Regions from separate parts of the Mus musculus genome. Here region 2 is linked to region 1. The links are chromatin loops, found by intact Hi-C in ENCODE. Cell type or tissue: heart. All regions are shown on one strand.

What was found. Hi-C counts contacts between places; a loop is a spot of excess contacts. Peaks named below come from ENCODE experiments on the same cell type or tissue, not always from the same donor. Only the 100,000 strongest peaks of a DNase experiment are listed, where the experiment ranks them.
Region 2: it touches region 1 in a loop (8-fold over the local background); 15 of 42 quality-filtered maps call a loop at or near these places.

Annotation. Positions count from the first base shown.
Region 1 is chr7:34,307,417-34,315,416 of GRCm38, reverse strand. Garre1 (granule associated Rac and RHOG effector 1) reads left to right here and starts at 1,870. Exons shown (of 14, transcript NM_172741.3): 1 at 1,870-1,925. In heart, CTCF peaks have their summits at 4,254 (motif pointing right) and 5,238 (motif pointing right); DNase peaks (open chromatin) are centred at 1,886 and 2,396; H3K4me3 peaks cover 3,501 bases; H3K27ac peaks cover 2,411 bases.
Region 2 is chr7:34,250,662-34,258,661 of GRCm38, reverse strand. Garre1 (granule associated Rac and RHOG effector 1) reads left to right here. Exons shown (of 14, transcript NM_172741.3): 4 at 509-649; 5 at 935-1,030; 6 at 1,154-1,315; 7 at 2,092-2,250; 8 at 4,578-4,675. Among named protein-coding and RNA genes, the nearest start is that of Gm12758, 20 kb to the right of the region's middle. In heart, a CTCF peak has its summit at 6,470 (motif pointing left); a DNase peak (open chromatin) is centred at 3,361.

The sequences.
Region 1 (8,000 bases):
TTTATTTTGTTGAATGGATTTATTTTCTTTTATGTGTATGAGTGCTTTACATGCCTGTATGTGTGCCTGGTGCCTGAGGAGGTCAGAAGAGGGTATCAGATCACCTGGAATTGGAGTAATGATGGTTGTGAACCACCAGGTGGGTGCCAGAAGTACCAGTGCTCTTAACCACTGAGCCATTGCCCAGGCCCCAGAACATAGTAAATGTGCTACTTTTTTTTCCCCCCTGTGTATACCACTACTACTACCACCTTTTTTTTTTTTTGGACAGGGTTTCTTCTCTGTATAGCCCTGACTGTCCTGGAACTCACTCTGTAGACCAGGCTGGCCTGAGACAGAGACTCAGACAACCACCGTTTTTTTTTTTTTTTTAGATTTATTTATTTATTTATTATATGTAAGTACACTGTAGGTGTCTTCAGACACTCCAGAAGAGGGCATCAGATCTCATTACGGGTGGTTGTGAGCCACCATGTGGTTGCTGGGATTTGAACTTAGGACCTTTGGAAGAGCAGTCGGGTGCTCTTACCCACTGAGCCATCTCACCAGCCCCACAACCACCCTTTTTTAACTTTTCTTTATTTCTCTGTAATAAATTTGCCTTCATTTCAGTTACTCCTCTAAGTGTTTATGTCTTTCATCTTTATCACTGTGAGAACGTCAACTTTGTAGCCCCTGACCTGGGTGGACCTTTAATGATCACTGAGTCTCTAGCACCCTAGGATCTGGGGCCAAGCACAACCCAGTCCTGAAAGATTTTGTTGTTTTCAAATACTGCATCAAAATCTACATCCATACTTTCCCCTAATGCTGAGGGTGAACCCAATGCCTGTCCTGTGCTAAGTAAGTGCTTTACCACTAAACTGGATTTCAGCCTGATACAACCATTCCTGCCTCCGGGTTTCAGACCTCGAGTCTGGGCAATCCTGACAGCTTCCCAAGTACTGCCAAATAAGCCCTTGTTTAAAACAGGGAGTTTGGAATGTTCTTAGATAAATCCTATCTTCTCTAGTTTTCTGACAATGAAACATTTGATAATTATTCACCTTTTGTGTGTGTGTGGTTTTTTTTTTTTTTTTTTTTTTTGAGACAGGTTCTATGTAGCCTTGGCTAGCCCTGGATTTGCTATGTAGACCAGGCAGGGTTCAAATTCATAGAAATCTGCCTGCTTCTGTCTTCTGAGTGACTGGGACTTAAAGGTATGCACCACCACTCCCAGCCTAAAACATGTGTCTTAACCTCCCAAACTCTCATTGCAAAACCCTGGGGCTGTAATATGTGCCCCTGACAAGTTGAGTAGTACTCTATCTCCGAGCTACGATCTCGGGTCCCTTTCGCCTATTTGTGTTTTGCTGTGTGCTGTCATGTAGTCCTCCTCAGGTTTTGTTTTAAAATTCCTTTTTTTTTTTTTTTTTTTTCCTTTTTCTTTTAGGGATCTTAGCTCTTGATCTAACCCGGAGGGTAATTATCTGGACATCCACTTCCATTGGGTCGGGGTACTCTCTCCTTCTCTCTTCTACTTTCCCCTCCTACCATCTGCCACAAATGGCACTACATCATTACAGTGATTTGTGACAGTAGTATTCTGTTGGCACCGCTCACGAAGCAATCCCTGAGGGTGCTAGTACTATCCCGCTCCTACATCGTCTGTCAGGTGTGATGTCTAGCGATCAATGGTTCTATCATTAATTTCAATGATAAATACGCGAGGACGCAACCGAGCCCCTCAGCAGGGTTCCGACTAGGTCTGGAAACAGGGAGGGAACGCAGAGCTTCGCCGCCGCCCATCCAGCACGAGGGGAGGGTGGGCTCCGGCCGGGGAAACCGCAGCGACCGCCTGGGGCGGGGGCGGGGCCGCCCGCCGACGTCACTTCCGGTGTACACAGCCGGTCCGGGCGGTGCGCCGGAGCCGGGGCGCTTCGCAGGTGAGGTACGGTCGCCAGCGGGCTCGGGTCGGCGGGGACTGGCTAGGGGTAGCGGGCGGCGGGTCGCAAGGGCGACTGGCATCGAGGCGAGCTCGCGGGGTGCCGCTTCCCTCGGCGCCGTCCCTCGCCCGCCTGCTGTGGAGGACGCCGGGCTCGGCGGGCGCTGGCCGGGCGGACGGAAGCCCGGAGGGGCCTCTCGGCGCGCGCCCGGGACGAGACCCTGAGGGGCGCGTTGGCGCTGAAGGACGCGGCTGCCTTGGGCCGCCGCGGGGGATCCGCTCCCGGAAGCTCGGGGCGCCGTGCGCCCGGGGCTGGCGGCCTGTGGGCGACCTGGGTCCACGGGCACAGGCGGGCGCCGCTGCCCTCAGGCCGCCCCGCGGCTCCCCGGCCGGCCGCGCGCCCCTTCCTGGCTCCCTCTGAGCCCGTGGGCGCGGCGGGGGTCAGAGGAGGGCCGAGGCTGGGCTAGGACTGAGGAAGGACCCACACCCGTCGGGCGAGCGCCGGGGTCAGGGGTGTGTCTTCCTGCTCCTCGTGGAGCAGGGGAAAAAGAGCATGCCTGTTTGGCATGATAAGAATTTTGTTTATACTTTAACCAAAATTGCCTGGGAAACGATCAGCCTGGGGAGCCCCCAGTTTGAAAATAGATTGTCCTTGCCCTTCCCCACCCGTTGCCATTATGAAAGCGATTCATTCTTCTGTCCTTGTAAAAAACACTCGCCACTGTATACAAAGTGTCAGGAGGGAAAATGACCACGGCGACTCGGTGACAACCGCTCCTAACATTTTGGTGACATCAGTAAGTGCAGATATATATACTGTCACTCTTAGAGGTTTTGTAGTAGAACATCGAGTACCATAATTTATCCAAACTCTAATGAATATTTGATTGTCCCTGTCACAAGAAAAAACACTTGTGGCAAAAAGGATTTATTTGATTATTGTCTTCGGCTAAATTTACAAATGGGGGTCAAAGGTAACATTCCGTTTTTCTCCTTGTGGATATGCTTGGAAACCTCAAACGCACTGTTGTAGAAAATTACATCTGTGTTTGCTTCTCATAATTGCTTTAACATTTTTAACCTTTTTTAAAAAATTTGTTTATTTACTCATACTTATTTTGAACAGACCCCCACGGTGTAGACCAGATTGGCCTTAAGCTCACAGAGATCTCTCTGCTTCAGTTTCTCAAGTGCTAGAATTAAAGACACAGGCCAAGAGGCCTTGCCTTTGTATTTGTTTTTATTTTTAAGACATATTTCCCAAGTGGCAGTATAGTCATCCAGGTAACCATTGTTGTCTTATTATCTTATTTTAGGCTTAAAGTTCTAAGAATGTATTTGTAAAAGACTACTTGCGAGCTTGATTCGGTGTGCGTTTGGAGGTTTTTATGTGCCTTGAAAATAGTAAGTTTTTCCTTGTAATCTTTAAAAAGATCATTTCTTTTACAAGTTCAGAGAATACTTTCTTTATATTTGATATTTATGTGTGTGATACATATACATATAAGATATACATATTAAACAAGGTTTTATTGCTGTTTTATTTGCTTTCTTGCTGACAAGATCACAGACTCCATATGAAGAGTGCAAGTTTGTTGTGGCAACTTTTCAGTCTGGCATTTGAGATTCTAATCTTCCTCTATTTTTGCACACGAATACGTAGGTTAGCATTGGAGACCAAGATAGAAAAGTTCTCAGATTCCCTTGGCAAGCCTAGATTTTTTTCAATCTAAAATTATCTCTGGATTTTTGGAAGACCGCATGCTTTAAGCATCCTTTAAAAAAAAAAACAAATACAAAATACTTTGCTAAATAATTTTTCTGTTGAGAACTTGAAGCCTACTATAGCAGGAGCTGTGCGTCTCCTAGGTCTTCTGCATTCCAGGGAAGTCACTAGCAGGCTCCAACATCCCATGGGTTTTGTGTGTCCACTCTGTCCCTTTCCTGTGAGACTTTCTCCTCAGTGGAAAAAAATGACCTTCCTAGATGGACAAAGAATGTTGGTTAGAATAAGGAATTGCTTTGTTTGGAGTAAGAAGAACCCATTGCTGGGTTCTCTCAGTATTAATTCAGAAAGAACCTGAAGTGTAGAGTTGTGCTCTAAACGTTTTCTCTACAGATATTGTTCAGTGAGGCCCCCGAGTTGGTTGATCTAGTGGTCACTGCTTGCTTTTTTCTGTTTTCTTTTCACTTTGTGTAGTTGTTTTTCCTCTTTGTCATTCTTTATGATACAACTCAAGACTTTGAGATTCTATTTATTTTTGTTTTTTTGTTTTTTAATAGTTATTAATTTATTTTATGTATTTGAATACACTGTAGCTGTCTTCAAACACACCAGAAGAGGGCATCAGATTCTATTACAGATGGTTGTAAGCTACCATGTGGTTGCTGGGAATTGAACTCAGGACCTTTGGAAGAGCAGTCAATGCTCTTAACCTCTGAACCATCTCTCCAGCCCTTATTTTTATTTTTGTTTTTGTTTTATATGTATGAGAGTGTTTTGTCTGAAGACTGCACCCTGAGCATACAAAGCCACTGAAACCAGAAGAGGGCTTCCGACCCTCTGGGTCTGAAGTTACAGATGTTTGTAAACTATCATGTGGGTGATGAGAAGAAACCCAGGTCCTTTGCAAGAGCAGCTAGTACTCTTGACCTCTGAGCCATCTTTAGGCCTGAACTTACAAGTTTGAGTATGCTAGGTGTGTACTGTACCACTGAGCTACCTCCCCAGATGCTGTGACTTTGTAAATATTTGGTGAGGGCAGCCATTCTTGTTATAAACCAGCCTTGCTCTTGGTTTCCTACTTTAGAGCAGTAGTGTCTATTTTCTTACCTGGTCTTTTTTGCCCTATTTTACCTTGTCTGTCTAGTGCTATTTTGTAAGGCCTTGCCTCATGCTTTCTCCCCAACCCTTGATTCATGTTTTTCCCTTCACATCCAGAGTAGACTTGGAGGTAGTCTCCACTTTATCTCCTTGCCCCTTGGGTCCTTAGAGTGACATTTCCATCCTAACTTCAGCTTTGCTTTTTCTGTTGTTTGTTTGTTTGTTTTTGAGAGTCTTTTATGTACACAAGCTGGCCTCCAACTTGAGATTCTCAGGCATCAACGTCCCAGTTGTTGGGTCTATAGGCATATGACAACATATCTCTGCTTTCTCTATGTCAATTCTTTATTTCCTTCTAAATGACCCCTAGATGCAGATCCTTCATCACTGTGGCCTGTCTGATAAATCTAAAGTTTTTTTTTTTTTTTAAGAATTATTTAGTTTATGTATATGAGTATACCATTGCTCTCTTCAGACACACCAGAAGAGGGCATCAGATCCCGTTACAGATGGTTTTGAGCATGTGGTTGCTGGGAATTGAACTCATGATCTCTGGAAGAGCAGTCAGTGTTCTTAACCACTGAGCCATCTCTCCAGCCCGAATCTAAAGTTTTTACTAGCTGCCATCCCACAATCTCATTTTCCTTGTTGACTTAAGATTATTCTTGTCATTTGTATTCTTCCCTACATTTTTGTTGTTTTATTTTGAGACAGGGTTTCTCTGTGTAGCCCTGGCTGTCCTGGAGCTCACTCTGTAGACCAGGCTGGCCTTAGACTTAGAGAGATCCACCTGCCTCTGCCTCCTGAGTGCTGGAATTAGAGGTCATACTTGGCCTCCCCTATACCTTGATTAGATTTTGCATCTTTTTTCTCAGGGACTGTTCTAGTCCTACTCTAGTTAGGAAGAAAGTAACCCAGTGAATTTAGCTGGCTCACAGACATCTACGCCATTGTTAGCTAAGAGACACAGCTTGGAGAAGACTGTCTATGAAGTGTCTAAAGTACCTAGAGAGAGACACCAAAAAAAGTTGTGCAAGGTTTCAGAAATTTTGCCTGTTTTGTTCATTGTGTTTATCATCGGGGTCTAGAACATACTGTTCTGGAAACAGTTGAGAATTTGTTGAATAAATGACCATCAGAGAATAAAATAAAAAAATAAATACAAATTTGCTATCTATAGAGGAGATGCAGACATAAGCCAAGAGACGTTTTGTAAATAGAGTTTGACAAATTTCAGGGAAAACTTTAAATTCAAGCCAAACTGACCCAGCTATAACCCCAAGGAAGGCATGTTTGGAATGTGTTTGTGGTCAGAAAGCTTAAACCTAATTTTGTATACTCCAAGAAAGACTTGTGTTTCCGGGAGAGGTTTGGGATGATATCTGTAGAAGTTGGAGTGGCTGGTGCAAGAGAGCTAACTTAGGCGGTGTGAGGGTTTCTCTGTATGAGTCCAGACCAGGAGTGGTGGTGCACAGTCCTTGCAGGATCAAAGGGAGGGGCCACCTTCCTTATACCCTTCATAGTTTCATCTGGAAGTTTCTGCCAAAGAGGTGGTCCAAGCTCTATTCAAAGTGCTGTAGTAGATTCTGGTCTTAGGATGTTGTCTAATCTAACTGTAGCATGGGCACAGCATTGTACTTTTCTTTTAGTGTTGCCATGAGAACTTTAAGCTTGGTAAAGTTACAGCTAGGGCTAGCCCTTTTGGTATAGATGTAGTTATTGGCCTTCTGGTTAATACATCAGTCGTCTTTGAGCCTAACTTGTCCCCCTGAAACTGCTCCTGGGCTCAGTGACAAAGCTGCTAACCAGACTGTGGGAAGTGATGACAGACAGGCTCTTCCCAAACTGCTCAGGCAGGAAAGCCAACCTGAATGTGTCAAGAGAAACTTTCTGAAGAACGTTGAGCTTAGCTGATAGCGTGGGGAGAGTCAGTGACTCCAGCTCATTGTAAGAACAGAGGATACTTAGACAGGATGGTGACATGAGTAAAGCTGTAGAGATGAGCAAGCCTGGGGAATATAATTAATGGTGGTATCTGCGTTACTGCGGCCTCACTATGCTAATCAGGTTTACTGCAAAGTGCTGCCTGCATGCTCCTTTATCCTTACAGCCTTGTGATACGTTCAGAACTGACATGTTCGCTTTCTGTCGCTGCCAGTTAACCTACATACTGCTTTACATTCTAAAGATGTTGTGTACATGCTTTAATTTTCCTAAACCATTTTTTAGTGCAAACAGTACATTTTTAACCAGTCTAACATTTTTAATATTACTTTTGAGACAAGATCTTGCTGACTAGCCCAAGCTAGAATCAAATTCAACCAAGCTAGACTCAAATTCAAGATCCTCTTGCCTTATCATACTGGTGTATGCCAGCATGCTCTGTCTGGCTTCACTCTGCCTTGGGTACCATTTTGAATGGCATGCTTTTTTTTTTTTTTCCTGTTCATTATTTTCATTTTAAAAATTAATAAACTTTAAAAGAAATATCTGTGGTATCCAGTCATATATAGAGGGATCAGAGAGCAAGGACCAGTCAAACTTTAGTCCTGCTTACTGGCCTCTTGAGTCACTAAAATTGGGTTACCCAGTATGAAAATAGGAGAGGAAATAATGTCGAGGGTTATAGTGTGGTTTTTATTCTTTTCTTTGAGATGCTGTCTCTTTAGCCCAAACTTTACTGTATAGCCTAGGCTGATCTCAAATTAAGTTCTCCTGCCTCAATTTCTGGGTTCGTGTATTATAAGCACAGGCCACCACACCAAGCTTACAATGTAGTTTTACTGTGTTAATATAAAGCCCTTAGAACAGGTCCTGGTGGGAATGTGATTTTTGTTACTTTCCATTCTGTGCAGTACAGAACAGTGAGCCTGTAGCTTACATCCATCATGGCATTTGCTGGTCATTTGGTGAGACAGGCACAAGAGGCAGTGACATCAAAGGCAGCCAAAGCTCAGGAAAAGCTTCATGGGACTTAAGGTGTTGGCTTTATTGAGATAATGAAAGTTTACTTTTAGGCAAGGTTTTACTATGTAACCCAAGCTGACCAGGTACTCATTGTATAGACCAGGATGGCCTTGAACTCAGTAATTCTGTGTCTTAGCATCCCAGATGATGGGATGACAGCATATACCAGCACTACCATTCATAGCTGAGCTAATGGATCTTGAATATAGCTAACTTTTTAGAAAAAATAAAATGAAGGTGAGGGTCTTTTTTTGAGACAAGATCTGGCTATGTAGCTTGGCTAGC
Region 2 (8,000 bases), 57 kb after region 1:
TCTTAGAAGTCAGCTGGTTTTAATCTTAAGTCTATGTATTAGGTTTCAGGGCTTGGTTAGACAGACAGCCTGGTGTGCACACATGGCTTGTGAAATTGAAAACCTTGAGCTTGACAGCATTAAAGCTGTTAGTTTTCTTTCCTGCAGTTCTGTGCATTTTGTAAATATTAACATTTCTATCCTGACCTGGAAGAATAGAGACTTAACTCCTAGAAATGTTACTTGGCTAGAGGTGGCAGTATAGGCTTGTAATCCTAGTGCGTAGGAGGCTGAGGCATGCCAGTTGTAAGTTTGAGACCAGCCTGGGTTACATGGTAAGATCATCTCCAAAAGTTAAGTCTGTAAAGTTTCAGTCTGACTTTGTAGTGTGACTGGTCCAAAACCCTGGTGTATATCCAGCTCACGTAGTTCATTTTAGGTATGGGATTTGTCGCTGCTGGTACTGTTTGAATTTTACTAGTAACTATAATTGCCTTTCTTTACCTACTCGTTACTATTTATGTCATAGGCGACATCTAGATTGAGAGAGAGAGGCTGTGATGGATGCCTGGCAGGAATCGAAGTCCAACAACTCTTTTGTTCTCAAAGTGCAGCAATTCCTGAGCACCAGCTAAAAGAGCTAAACATAAAAATCGACAGTGCTTTGCAGGTAAGTGTGTTGTCAATACTGTTAGATGCAAGTCACCAAGGGGGAAGTTGGACCACTCAAAAAGGTAACAGTAATAATAGGTCCTCAAGTCTCAATAACTGTAGGAAAATTTTAACATAATGTATTTATTTTTCAAGAATTTCATGTATACATACAGTGTATTCACTCCACTCTCCTTAACTAACTCCTTCCAGATCCACTCCCCACAACTGTAGAAATGTTAAGTTCCTATTTTTGTCAGACTTTGTCATATTCTAATCTGCTACATGATCTTGATTCTTACAGGCTTATAAAATAGCTTTGGAAAGCTTAGGCCACTGTGAATATGCAATGAAAGCTGGCTTCCATCTAAACCCAAAGGCCATTGAAGCAAGTTTGCAGGTACACTTTTCTCTCCAGCGGCTCTAGGACTTTATGGGAGTTGTTCACTCAGTCGTGTGGGTACCAAATGCTCATCACATGAGCTGTGGATCACCTCCACTCCCCTATTCAAACTTCTTCCAGGGCTGCTGCAGTGAGGCGGAAGCTCAGCAGACAGGGCGAAGGCAGACACCCCCACAGCCCATGCAGTGTGAGCTCCCCACGGTTCCTGTGCAGATAGGATCGCACTTCCTGAAGGGGGTCTCCTTTAATGAGTCGGCTGCCGACAATCTGAAGCTTAAGACGGTATCTTTCTGTGGATTCCCTGGGTTCCAGTACCTGAGCATGAACTTGGAATAGAGCTGTTACAGGAAACTCAAGGGCTTTTGAAGAATATACATTTAAAAACTAAAATGGGAATCATGGAAGGAGGCTCTAACTTTTCTGAGTACAGTGATGGCCAAATGTAGGCCTGTGATGTCTCTCCTTTTTTTGTGTATGATGCTAGGGGTTTAACTCTGCTTTACATATGCAAAGCAGACACTGAGCCACACTTTACCCTGGGATAACATAAGAAGACATTTACTGAGCAAGTTTTATTAATAATTTTGTTCAGATCTTTAAGAGTTTGAGAGTACACCATGAGCTGTTGATGCTTAATAGTTGCTGGTGGAGTTTTGAGAATTAAGTAATAGAAATCTTAGTGCAGTAATAATAATCAGTTGTAAAGCATCATGGGAAATACAACAAAGTGCTTCTCATACATTGTTTTATTTAATTAAGTGTCTCATTGAGGCATGAGTATTCCCCCATTCCAATTTGACAAAGGAACTGAAGCCCAAAGTAATATGCCTGGACCTGAAACTTGGCCTCTCTCAGAACAAAGAGAGTTCTAGGCCAGCCAAGGACACATAGTGAGATCCTGCCTCCAAAAACTTTTTTTTTTCCAAATGGCATGATCTGGGTGCTCTCAGAGTGCCTCTCTTGAGGGTGGTTGCATAAATAACCCCTATAAGTTTTGTAGCCTTGCCAGTGTCAAGAGTCTTGAGATGTGAACTGTCCTCTCTCTTGTCAATCTGTAGCATACCATGTTACAGCTCATCAAGGAAGCAGGCTGCTACAATGGAATCACACCTAGGGATGATCTTCCTGTGACTGAAGTCCTGAATCAGGTGTGCCCGTCCATGTGGCGGGGTGCCTGTAAGACTGCTGTGCAGCTGCTGTTCGGCCAGGCAGGGCTGGTGAGTATATGTGAGAGCATGAGAGCACAATGCAAAACACTGCACAGACTGAGGCAAAAGGAAGAGTTGGAGGCTAGCCTGAGATACATAGGAAGACCCTGCTCTCTCTTCAGAACTGAAAGTTTTGTTGTTTGTTTGTTTTAATACCTTTGTAACCTGTATTTGCTGGGAATCTATTTACAAAATGGTGATGTTGTACGCTTTCCTCATCTTAGAGTAACAAACACATTAGTACTGCCTGTGTGGGCCTTGACTGGCCTGACTGATCTGCAGCAACACTGGAGTTTCCTGTTGCTCAAGTGAGCTGGGCTGGTGGCCTCCTATCTCAGTCCTCTGTACTCTGCCTGTTCTCTGACCTCTCTAAATGTGGCTTGTTCTTCTCACCTTTACAGGTCAGCCCCTGTAAAGGTGAGCTAGGGCCCCAACCCAATCATTTCCTATCCTAGCTCTCTGCCCATTACCTTTTGTACAAGAAAGTGGCAGTATCTGCTTCAGGTAAAAATCTATCTTTTACCTGTCAGAGAAAAGGGAAGGAAAATAAAAACTAAAGAAACTTCAGGTGAAGTCAGACCAGGTCCAGAGCTCAGCATCTGTGATCACTGTTAGCTTTTATTGTCTGCCATGTCGACCCAAGTAGCTTGTATGTACTAGATTCTGCCTCATATTCATGGTTTGAGAGTGAGACCCTGTCTAAAAAATAAATAAATAAAAAACTTTTTTATAGGTACTCTTTGTAGTCTGATTTCTGCTTTATTCATGAAAAAAAAACAGATTAAAATTGTCTTTGTCCCTGTTTCATGCAGATTACTTCAGAGACAGTGTACAGACCTGGGCTCCATTTCCTTGAAGATTCATATAGAAAGAAAAGCAAGAAACAAGGGTCACTCTGCTAACCTATAATAGAGAGACTGAGCCAGTTTCCTGGAGACCAGGACTGTGTCAGCTGAAGCTGGCACTATGGCAATGTGTGCTCCAGAACACAGAGTACAGCAGGAGAAGGCAGTTTTGAGAAATCAGTTTAAGCTAAGGGGTGGGGGGAGTGTAATTATACGCAGAATCCAGGAACTTTTTACTTCCCTACCATTGATGGTAGGGCCTTTGTTGTAGCTGACAAAGGCGTTTAGGACCATAGCCATAGGAGGAGGAGAGAGGAAACACCTGTCAGGTCCAACAAAGGCTGTTCCTTGGACAGGAAATGTTTCTCAAAGGTCCAGCCATAAGAACCCTGTTTATTTATAACCGTGGAAATGAACACACTGGAAGCTGTGTTTGGAATCATGAAAAGTACCTATGCGTAGCTTAACTCCTTCCAAAATGGAGATGTGTTTTTCTACTAGTGAGCCATATCCCCAGCCCTTGAATTTGTAGTCTTTCTGCCTCACCCTTGTAAGGAGCTTAGAAAACAGGTCTGCATCACTGGGCCCAGCTTGGTTCAGTTTCTGACATCTTTTTTTTCTTTCACGTATATAACGTTTAAAAAAACAAAAACACTAAAATAGCTGTGTAGTGGTGCATACCTTTAATCTCAGCATTCAGGAGGTAGAGGCAGAGGCAGAGGCAGGTGGATCCCCGAATTTGAGGCCAGCCTGGTTTATTGAGCAAGGTCTAGGACAGCCATAGCTATACAGAGAAACACTGTCTTGAAAAGATCAAAACAAGAACAAACTCCTAAAATAAAAGATGCATCAACTCTCTTCCCTTTCTCTTTCTCTTATCCTTCACTTTCTTTTTCTCTTTTTTCCAGTCCTTTCCCATTTAAAGTTTTATCTTAGGACTTTATTTTTAAGTTAAATTTTGTGTGTGTGTATTATCTTTGGAGGCCAAATGAGAGCATTGGATCTCCTGGAACTAGAGTTGCAGGTGGCAGTGAGCAAGCAGCCTGATATGTGTGTTGGGACTCAAGTCCTCTGAAAGAACAGGAAGTACTCTCAACATATGAGCCAGCTCTCCAGACTTATTTATTTCTTCATTTTGAGACAGGGTCACATATTGCACAGGCTGACTGCAAACTCATCCATCTGCCATGGCCTCACAGGTGTTGGGATGACAGAAATATACAACCACATTTATCTTGAATAATTTGTAATTAGAACAACTACAGTGTAGAAAATGCCTACAAAATCGAGTAGACCCCACAATTAGAGTTTGGTTTCTGTGTGTTTGCGCATCATTGCTTGCTGTTATCTCTGGGGGTCTCACTGGTCTCACTGCAGTGCAGATGTGCTGCAGACAGTTCTGCCGGTTACTGAGTGACTAATACGCTTATGTATTTGAATGTTTGATACTGAAATCTCTCTGAACTGCGGTTGTCTTTGTTTCTTTTCTAGGTGGTTGTTGACACAGCACAGATTGAAAATAAAGAAGCCTATGCACCCCAGATCAGTCTTGAAGGTTCCAGAATTGTGGTTCAAGTCCCATCCACATGGTAACATGACTCTTTTTAATAGAAGCCTAAACTCTGAAGGCTGTGTATCTTTCACATCTTTGCAACCTGACATAGTAGTGCTTGCTACCTGTGCACTTCTCAGGTAGCAGGGCGGTGTTGGAGTCTGTTTGGCTTGGCTATGATGGTGAATCTAAGACCTCTGAGAAAGAGCTCCTTTGACCACAGGCAACTGGCATATAAGTAATAGACCATAATGAGCAGTGTTATCTTCTTACTGAAGCCACAGGGTTTAGTGTCTTTTGCTCTCACTGAGTCACCCTTTATTTTTCTAAAGCTGAGGAGAGACTAGAATTTTCTCTCAAGTCTATCTTTTCAGTTACAACCCTGATAAGCTTGAGCTTATATCATTATATATTCATTCTCATTGTAAATCTGGGGACAAACAAAACTGTTTTTTGTTATATTTGTAACACTTCAAAAGATAAAGGGTTATTCATAGTTTGTTTTCTAAGACAAAAGCTCCTATAAACAAGGAAGCAGGCCAGGGATATGACCTCATACATGAGGAAAGAAGACACTGCACAAGGAGATGAGAAAAGGTGTAACCTCACAGTGATCACAGCAAGTAAAGGGAAAGATCAAAAGATTCATTTTGCCCTAAAATAATTAGTTTCACTTAGATAGCAGTAAGGGATATTGGCAAGTACTGGTTTGAGCTATATTACAGAAAAACAGGCCAAGAGACTTTTGGATTGAGAAGCAACCACACAAGGTTTTTGGAGAAAAGTGTATACAGAAAATGAAGCTGAAGCTGAATTGTTTTTTTAATATATTTATGTGGAGGGCAGTGGACACCTTGCAGGAAGAGTCCATTCTCTCCCTCTGTCTTTGTAGATTCTGGGGACTGGATTCAGGTCATTAGATTTGCTGGCAAATGCCTTTACTGGCTGAGTCATCTTTTTAACCCTCTAATAACTCTCAGTGTCTGTCTGTCTGTCTATCTTGAGATGGTGTCTCACGTATTCCAGGCTTGTTTAAACTTGCTTTGTAGTGAAGGGCAACCTTGTAGCTAAGGATAGCCTTGAACTTCTGATCCTCCTGCTTCCACCTCCTAAGTGTTGGGATTATAGGTATGCATTGCCAAGCTCAGTTTTACAGGATGCTGGGGACCAAACCCAGGCATTCTGGGCCAGCACTCTGCAATTTGAATTCCTAATTTAATTCTCATTCAAAAGTTTTTATTATTGTTGTTGAGACAGAGTCTTACATAAACATAGGGTGGCCTAAAAGCCCACTGTGTATCTAAACATGACCTTGAACTCCTGATTCTTTTGCCTCCACCTCTTGAACTGGGATTACCTATGTATGTTATCATACCTAGCTCATTGGAAAACATTGACCTTATATGGATTCTCATTTTGAGAAAAACAGACATAACTTATATAGAATTGGGTGATCATAAACAGCTTCTACAAAGCTAGTTTATTTTCTACCTTGGGTCAGAGGTGATTGGCAGCTCCAAGTCTTTAAAGCCTGGTTTCTCAAACTTTGAAGGTAGCAGACCCCTGAGAGCCAGCTGAAGATGGAGATTTCTGACACTCAGGGGATGCTGGCAATCTGCATGCTTAATAAGCACCTCAGGTAATCCTGGTGCAGGTGGCCAGAGGCCACACTTGGGAAAACACAGTCTGCATGTGGGAAAGGCATGAGGCCTGCAGGCTGAGAACAAAACTGACAGAACACTCACTGCCTGTGTGGTTCATTTCCTTTGTAATTTACTGTACCTTCTGAAATGGCATCTGTTACTGCTTGCAAAGGCTCCCTCTGCTGTCTGCTTTTTGTAATGATAAAAATTGGTTTTTGCTTTGAGGTTTTCTTTTGTTTTGTTTTTTCTCTTGGAAAGCCAAGATCAAGTGTCTGACATGAAATGCTAGAGACCAGAAGTATTTCCGATTCCAGCCGTTTTGGTTTTGTTTTGAAAGTATTTGCCCATGGGTATGATGAGGTATTGTGAGAATGAAGTGTAAATACATGATCACCTGTGTTTCAGACTGCTGTGCCCTAGGCCAGTGCTGGTTTTGCATAGTATTACATAGTATTTGTGGTGCTCTGAATTTTCACTGTGACCTTGCACTTGAGATCATCTGTGGAATTCTTCTCTTGTGTTGTCACTGTAGCATCAGAAAGTTTGTATTTTGAACATTTCCTGTTTTTGGGTTAGAGATGTTGGGCCTGTACAAGTATGTGCTCATTGGGAATGCTGAAGTGGGAGTGTTACTTCATTTTTAGGAAAATAATTGTCAGCAAACTAATCAAGAGTTTATTCAGCCAACCATGGGTGTACATGTCTGTCTTGCTGTCCCTTAGGAGGCTGACAGAGGATCCTTAAGCTTACACCATTATGGGTTACAGAAACAAGACACCCTTCCCCCTGTGTCTGTCTCTCACAAACATGCACATATTTTTTAAAAGACTTATTTATTTATGGTGGGAAAAAAAGTGTATATTTAGAATTAGCCATCTGGACTCAGTTTAGATGACCCCAATCTTGTTGGCAACATCTAGAGCATCATAATCAAGAGCTAAGCGAACATACGCCTTCTTCTCTCTGTCAGGCCTTGTCAGGGTATGGACTTTGGCCACATCAATGTCATAGAGTTTCTTCACGGCCTCTTTGATCTGGTGCTTGATGGCCTTGACATCCACAATGAACACAAGCATGTTGTAGTCCTTTATTTTCTTCATGGCTGACTCGGTGGTCAGTGGGAATTTGATGATAGCACAGTGGTCAAGCTTGTTTCTTCTGGGTGCACTATTTCGAGGATATTTTGGCTGCCTTTGGAGCCACAGGGTCTTGGGTCCGCTGAAAGGTGGGTGACTTTCTGATCTTTTTTTGTGGCTATGGTCGCCTTTTAGCACCACCTTCTTAGCTCTCAAGGCTTTGGCTTTGGGAGGGGCAGGAGCTTCCTTCTTCGCTTTCGGTACCATCTTGGTGAAAAGGGTGGCTTTTATTGCATACACTCTGTGCTGTACAGATGGCTGTGAGCCATCATGTGGTTGTTGGAAATTGAACTCAGGACCTCCGCTCTCTCTGGCCCAAAGATTTTATTTTTTATTATTATATGTAAGTACTGTAGCTGTCTTTAGACACACCAGAAGAGGGCGTTGTATCTCACTACAGATGGTTATGAGCCACCTTATGGTTGCTGGGATTCGAACTCAGGACCTTCGGAAGAGCAGTCAGTGCTCTTACCTGCTGAGCCATCTCACCAGACCAACACATACATGTGTTATTACATTATCCACACATGCCAATATATGACATAACAGCAGGAGGATGACTTTTGGATGATGAGTGGGGAGT